Regions from separate parts of the Homo sapiens genome. Here all the other regions are linked to region 1. The links are chromatin loops, found by intact Hi-C in ENCODE. Cell type or tissue: endothelial cell of umbilical vein. All regions are shown on one strand.

The links. Hi-C counts contacts between places; a loop is a spot of excess contacts. Peaks named below come from ENCODE experiments on the same cell type or tissue, not always from the same donor. Only the 100,000 strongest peaks of a DNase experiment are listed, where the experiment ranks them.
Region 2: it touches region 1 in a loop (2.5-fold over the local background); 3 of 110 quality-filtered maps call a loop at or near these places.
Region 3: a loop joins it to region 1, with 4 times the contacts of the local background. A loop is called at or near these places in 3 of 110 quality-filtered maps.

The regions. Positions count from the first base shown.
Region 1 is chr7:143,498,412-143,500,911 of GRCh38, reverse strand. All of the region lies in intron 2 of EPHA1-AS1 (EPHA1 antisense RNA 1), which reads right to left. Among named protein-coding and RNA genes, the nearest start is that of TAS2R41, 22 kb to the right of the region's middle. In endothelial cell of umbilical vein, no CTCF peak of the experiment used is centred here; DNase peaks (open chromatin) are centred at 751 and 1,471; H3K27ac peaks cover 2,457 bases.
Region 2 is chr7:143,432,454-143,434,953 of GRCh38, reverse strand. All of the region lies in intron 2 of EPHA1-AS1 (EPHA1 antisense RNA 1), which reads right to left. Among named protein-coding and RNA genes, the nearest start is that of TAS2R60, 9.7 kb to the left of the region's middle. In endothelial cell of umbilical vein, no CTCF peak of the experiment used is centred here; a DNase peak (open chromatin) is centred at 963.
Region 3 is chr7:143,393,961-143,396,460 of GRCh38, reverse strand. It overlaps EPHA1 (EPH receptor A1), which reads left to right. Exons shown (of 18, transcript NM_005232.5): 11 at 1-76; 12 at 957-1,142; 13 at 1,279-1,340; 14 at 1,447-1,653; 15 at 2,118-2,267. Among named protein-coding and RNA genes, the nearest start is that of MIR6892, 13 kb to the right of the region's middle. RefSeq lists a silencer at 11-305 and an enhancer at 243-953. In endothelial cell of umbilical vein, a CTCF peak has its summit at 1,070; a DNase peak (open chromatin) is centred at 1,090.

The sequences.
Region 1 (2,500 bases):
CTGGTTTACTGAACAAGCTGAATTCACAAACTGTAATCAGAAAAGTGCTGTGTTCTTTCTCATCTCCATACACTCAAACCTGCACTATGGGGCTAGTCCTTCTCTGTGCCTTGGACTAAATCCATAACAAGTAGCATGAATGTTCTAGTTCCTCCCAAAAAATCAAAACGTTTTCATTCGCCTTAAGTCCCCAAAACATTCTCACTGCAGTCTTAAAAATATCCAGCCCAAGGTAAAATCAAACCTCTAAACCTTGTTTTAAGATAAAGCTTCTTCTGACTCCCAACCCCAAAAGCTTAAAGTGGGGAATGTTGGCTTCTTCTCTCTTCTCTAACCTTCCTAGCTTCCTCACCTCCCTCCCCTGCCTGGCCCCCACTAGACTGCTTCTGACTCCTCATGGGTTAGAGCAGGGGACAGAGACAGGTAAGAAGCAGAAATGTTCTTGTTGATGTGCAGTGGGGGAAGCACTTGGAGAGCAAGAAGGAGATCAGACTCAAGAAGACAAGAGAAAGTATAGAGAACAAAGCTGGAGGATCTTTAATCATGAATTAACCCCAGGGCAACCTGGGATGGGAGTAAGAAAAGAGATTAGAATCTGTGTTAGTTTCCCATTGCTGCTGTAACAAATTGCCACATATTTGTGGCTTAAAACAACGTAAATGTATTCTCTCACAGTTCTGGAAGTCGGAAGTTCAAAATCAATTTTACTGGGCTAGGGTCAAGGCATTGGCTGGGCTTGTTCCTTCTGGCAGCTTCAGAGGAAAACTCATTTCCTTGCCTTTTTTCAGCTTTTAGTGGCTGCTGGCATTCCTGGGCTTGTGACCTCTTCCTCAGGTCATTCTAACTTCTTGCTTCTACCTTCACATCTCTTGGCCTTTGGCGTGGGCTGCCAGTCATCCTGTTCCATTCAGCTCTTCATGGATACAGCCGACTGGGGCTGTGGATGTATGTGGGCAGGGGAGGGAATGAAGAAATGCAGCCAGGATAGGGCACACCGCAGCACCAAGCAGCTACAACATAATCAGATTGTGAGCATTAAACAGAAGGCATGTGGAGTAGTTTTCTAAAGCAGCCTGTTCGATTCTTTGTAAAAGGCCCTTCACGGTTTCCCCAGCTTGATATGGGCTTGGCCCTAAAGAGAAGACGGAGGCAGAAAGATCTGATGCTGGTGTTCCTGCCTCTCTCTCTAAAGACCCTTGTGATTATATTGGGCAAACCTGGCTAACCCAGGATAATCTCCTCATCTCAAAATACTTAATCACCCCTGCAAAAATCCCTTTTGCCATAGAAGATAACAGTCATAGACTTGGGAGATTAGGACAGAAGGTGGACACATGTGCAGGGCCATTATTCAGCCTATAACCAGGTCCAAACTGTTAGGGAAAAATTGAGGCAAATGCTTAGGCCTGGAGGGGAGCCAGAAGGCTCTAGAAATAAAAACGAGTCAGCTTCCTTAACTCAAGGCCAGGAAGCAAACTCTATCTAAAGAGCAGGAAACACCCAGCCAGAACTCTTTTCTCTGCTCCTTTTGAGTATTAAGACACGTCATTTTGCTTAATTCAGTCATGGAAAAGATCTTGACAGCAGAAAGACACTGCTTCTGCTTTTGCAAACCTCTGTGTGGAATTCCACAATGCCAGAGCATAAAGAGACCTTTGCCTTCTTCCATTGCAACCACTTTTTTTTTTTTTTTTTTTGAGATGGAGTCTCACTCTGTCTCCCAGGCTGGAGTGCAGTGGCATGATCTCAGGTCGCTGCAACCTCCACCTCCCGGCTTCAAGTGATTCTCCTGCCTCAGCCTCCCAAGTAGCTGGGACTACAGCAGGTTCGTACCTCCATACCCAGCTAATTTTTTGTATTTTTAATAGAGACGGGGTTTCACCATGTTAGCCAGGATGGTCTCCATCTCCTGACCTCGTGATCTGCCTACCTTGGCCTCCCAAAGTGCTGGGATTACAGGCGTGAGCCACTGCACCTGGCCGTTTGCAACCAGTTTCTTTTAGAAAGGAATGTGAGAGGCAGCATGGTCTAGTGAAAAATGCCCAATATTTGAAATTTGACATCGGGTATATCCCAATTTTCATCTTGGCTGGCTCTTTACCAGTTGTCTACCTCTGGCCCAGTCTGTGTCCACCTTGTAGAACTGTTCTGAATGTGACAGAATAACATTTTCTTTTCCTCACTCCTGAGACATGACACAGATTCTGTCCCATCTTTACAGCCGAGCCCGTATCAGGCTGGGGAAACTGAGAAGGGCCTTTCAAAAAGAATCAAATAGGCTGCTTTAGAAAAATATTCCACATCGGCCAGGTGCGGTGGCTCAAGCCTGTAATCCTAGCACTTTGGGAGGCCAAGGTGGGCCGATCACCTGAGGTCAGGAGTTCAAGACCAGCATGGCCAACATGATGAAACCCCATCTCTACCAAATATACACAAATTATCCAGGCATGGTGGCGGGTGCCTGTAGTCCCAACTACTTGGAGGCTGAGGCAGGAAAATC
Region 2 (2,500 bases), 66 kb after region 1:
CCACAGCATTTTGGCTCGTCTCAAAATCCTTTGGCCGGAGCCCAGATTCATGATGTCATCAAGAAGCGAGCTGAGGCCATGGTACACACGCCCTGTTGCGGTCACGTGTAACCAAGTAGACATCTAATGTTTGCGGGCAAACTTCATGTTCTCTGCAGAGGTGCCAAAGCGTGCACTTTGCCAGAACAAGTCTTCCCCAGGACTTTTCCTTTCTACAGTTGATAGCTCTAGAAAGTAAACATTTTCTCCTGTTTCAATACTCTTCTATAAGAAGGCTGAAAGAGTACCTTTCCCGCAGGCACCTGTTTATCCATCTCTCAGTGCTTCACTAGATATATCTTATGGGGGTCCCATGTCCCATTCATAGTCTGCCACCAAAAGATACCATAAGCAAGATGATGTTTTAGGTTTTTTCTGTTTTTCAAGAGTCCTTCGAATGTGAAATAGCAATCAAAATACAAGGTGTTTCTCACAAAAGTTTGGGTCACATTTCTCTTTTTTAAAGGTGTCTCATTCCTGCAGCTGAAGCTAACGAATTATTTTCTGCAGCATGACTGGAGATAGTTTTTTAGGATGAAGTCTGAGTCTTCTGTGAAATGGTAGTAATGGTAAACAGGTAACAGCAGAAGACTGGATTAAAATGGAAGATTCTGCAAAGAGCTACTGGCACTTCCCTCACGTTAGTCCTCTACACCAGTAAAGTGCTTTTTGGTTTCTGTTGATTCGTTTGTTTTTTGTTTTTATTTTCTTTTTCTTATCACATTCAAGAATACATTCTTGAATTCTTAGAGAATGAATTCTTGGTTCATCTTAGAGACATACAAAAATACATTTCATTTGACAGGTTTCTCAATCTTGGTGCCCATTCCCAACTGAACCTTTGAGTGACGTGCATTGCATAAATACTTCCACGTATTTCCATGGCTTTATCGGGTAACTGATGGCCCACTCCAGGGAAAGGTGGAGGAAAAAGGAAATAACAATGTTTTTAATGGCTAGACTGCACATAAATGTTAAGCTAAACTATGCACAAATTTAATAATGATTTCCCTGCAAGATAAGCCCTAAATATTTTTTCTCACCCTGAAGACTTCCTCTGACTCTTATATTTAAGTAAGTAATTTAGAATAAACATTGGCTGTAATAGCAATCCGGCATAATAGAGAATTTTAGCTTTCTGAAAGTAAATTTGGGAATTTCTAACATCTTCCATTATCAAAATGTGAATGTACAGTTGAATATCGTTTAATATTCAGGTAAATCTACAGACTTTCCTCTCAAATAAAAAATAGCATTTGATAGTTATTTTTGTAATTATAAAGTTAGCCTGCAAGGAAGTTGAGTCCAATTCTATTTCAACTAAAAGATCTTTAGAATGAATCTTTCTCTTTGCCTTGCTCCATTCGAGCATTTAGAAGCAATAAAATTAATCTCTAAAGGAATAAATCAAACGTTCTTCCCATAATGCCATGAACTTCACTCAATGTCTAACATCTACTGGAGGGATAAGTTATGTTCGATAATTTCTAAATCAGTGGTTTACAAATTATGCTTTCCAGGGAGTTCTCATGGTAGGGAAAGGGTAAGAGGAGAACTGAGAAAGTAGAACCATAAACCCTCATTTCCTTTTCAAACACAGCAGTCCTGCTTATATGTATTTTATATACTGAGCTTCTACATACTATTTCAAAGAAAGAACTCCATTGCAAGAAACAAATTTTAAACCGCTACCATAGATAGATCCAAAGTCAACAAGAGGGGTAAGGACAGATTGCATCAACCCACCTTCTTTCCTTTGCTCCCCAAAACTCTTCTAAATTAACTGTGAAAGATTTTTGAGGCCAAGTGCAGTGGCTCACCCCTGTAATCCCAACACTTTGGGAGGGCAAGGCGGGCAGATCACAAGGTCAGGTGTTCAAGACCAGCCTGGCCAACATAGTGAAATCCCGTCTCTACTAAAAATACAAAAAAAAATCAGCTGGGCATGATGGCATGTGCCTGTAATCCTAGCTACTCGGGAGGCTGAGGCAGGAGAATTGCTTGAACCGGAACCCGGGAGGTGGAGGTTGCAGTGAGCCGAGATCACGCCACTGCATTCCAGCCTGGCCTACAGAGAGACTCCATCTCAAAAAAAAAAAAAAAAAAAAAAAAAAAAAAAAAAATTGAAATTAAGGCATAAATCCAAATAAAATAGATAGAAGAGTGATCAAAGATACAACAGCCCTAAGAAAACAGAATTCTATCCAAGCAGAAGGAAAAGTCAAGAATGAACCGACTTTTACCCAAGATTTGCCATACCAGGTTCCTCTAGAGAAAAACTAGTTAAAAGTCAGTTTAAGATTCAGATTCCCAAATCACTTTGTATACCTGGGCAACCACCACTCTCTCACCCTAGTATTGTCTGGAAAGGATAAAATGGGATCACTGAGCTGGATGTATCTATAGCACAGTTGAGACAAGGGTACTATACTGAGACAGGGACATTAGGTGAGCAAATGCT
Region 3 (2,500 bases), 100 kb after region 1:
CCTGCACAGGGAGCCCTGGACTTTACCCGGGAGCTTGATCCAGCGTGGCTGATGGTGGACACTGTCATAGGAGAAGGTGAGTCCTGCTGTGCACCGCAGCAGGCCCCCCGCCATGTGGGGCAGCACAGAGCCACCAGCAGGCCCCTTCCTTCCAGCGCTTCCCTGGGCAGCCCAGCTGGCTTCTCTGGTCCAAGAGTTTCCAGAGGTACTCACTCTGCTCTGCTCTGTATCCTCTTTGAACCATTGCGTTCTTGTTAAAAACCCCTCATCAGGTGCCCTGGAGCAACCCCTGTCTCCTACACACTTGCTTCTGTGGTTTTGGAGTTTCTGATAAAGGGCATTAAATACACTGTTTTCATCCACAGAGGTGCTGCTGTGCTGAGGGTCCAGATGTTCTGTGATGATGCCCAAATGTAGGACTCATTCCCTCCCTAGCCTGGCATTCCACCCCATCAGAGGCCCAGTGTCCTTGGGCTGCCCTGTTCCCTTGGGTCACCAGAGGAAATGGATCTCAGTGGAGAACAAAGCTTGGTGGTGTCCTTGCCAATTGTGCAGCTGAGCCAGGCAAGCTGGGACCAGAGGAGCTCACAGAAGAGAGGCGGCCATAGCCAGCGTCCCTGCCACTTGGGTACTAGTGCCGCACTAGCTTGCTCTTCATGAGCACGGCCCAGTCCCGCTCCACAGGGTTCATTCACCCTGCAGTTGCCGAGCGCCTATTGTGAGCCAAGAACTGTGCAAACACTGGGAGACAGTGGTGAATAGGTCACGGCATTGCACTCCAGCTCCAGACTCTGACCTTCCCCAGGAAGGACAGCCCACGCCCTGTCCCAGGAAGGGCACTCCACGCTTCTGATTCTCCAGAAAAGAAAAGGGCCGGAGGACTGGAGGGGTTGCTGCCTGTCCCCTGGAGGAGCCCTGCAGTGCATCGGGCCACAGCCTGTTTTCTTTCTACCCAGGAGAGTTTGGGGAAGTGTATCGAGGGACCCTGAGGCTCCCCAGCCAGGACTGCAAGACTGTGGCCATTAAGACCTTAAAAGACACATCCCCAGGTGGCCAGTGGTGGAACTTCCTTCGAGAGGCAACTATCATGGGCCAGTTTAGCCACCCGCATATTCTGCATCTGGAAGGCGTCGTCACAAAGCGTACGATGAGTGGTCTCCCTCAGCTGGGGGCGGGAAATGCAGGAAAGAGGGGTGAAACCACTGGAAGTGGAGGGAGGATGTGTGGCCAAGGGCAGGAAGCCCGGTTCTGAGTGTGATATGTGTGTCTGTGTCTCAGGAAAGCCGATCATGATCATCACAGAATTTATGGAGAATGGAGCCCTGGATGCCTTCCTGAGGGTGAGGAGGGCAGAGGACTAGCTGGGGAGGGGGATGCACCATGGTACCCTGGGCACTGGGAGGAGACCTGGCCCATCCCCTGACTCACCCACTCACCCTGCTGCAGGAGCGGGAGGACCAGCTGGTCCCTGGGCAGCTAGTGGCCATGCTGCAGGGCATAGCATCTGGCATGAACTACCTCAGTAATCACAATTATGTCCACCGGGACCTGGCTGCCAGAAACATCTTGGTGAATCAAAACCTGTGCTGCAAGGTGTCTGACTTTGGCCTGACTCGCCTCCTGGATGACTTTGATGGCACATACGAAACCCAGGTTAGAGGCCGGTACAAACCCAGTGCACATTCACATTGCCCCGTAACATGCCATTCATACAGTCACATGTATATAGGCACAAAGACTTGGCCAGGCACGGTGGCTCACACCTGTAATCCCAGCACTTTGGGAGGCCGAGGCAGGTGGATCACAAGGTCAGGAGATCGAGACCAGCCTGGCGAACATGGTGAAACCCCGTCTCTACTAAAAATACAAAAAATTAGCTGGGCATGGTGGCAGGCGCCTGTAGTCCCAGCTACTCAGGAGGCTGAGGCAGGAGAATCGCTTGAACCTGGGAGGTGGAGGTTGCAGTGAGCCGAGATTGCGCCACTGCACTGCAGCCTAGCAACAGAGCGAGACTTTGTCTCAAAAAAAATAAAATAAAAATACAATAAAAGAAGCAGAAAGACTCGTGCTCAGGTGGACACCATAACTTTCCGTCCCTGACCCATGTGCCTTCTTAGGGAGGAAAGATCCCTATCCGTTGGACAGCCCCTGAAGCCATTGCCCATCGGATCTTCACCACAGCCAGCGATGTGTGGAGCTTTGGGATTGTGATGTGGGAGGTGCTGAGCTTTGGGGACAAGCCTTATGGGGAGATGAGCAATCAGGAGGTGAGCCCAGAATATTCTTCCTCATCTTGTCTCCAATTCACACCTCTTATTTCCTCCCAAGGTCCTCCCATGGCCTTTTCCTGCAAATATCTTTATTTATTCATGACCTTCAGTTTTTCTGTACTCCTGGCTCCTCTGGTTCTTCACCTCATGCCCTGCTCTCTTTACTCCTCCCACCCTGATCCTCCCACTGTGATCGTCCCACCCTGGTCCTCCCACCTCCTCCCATCCTA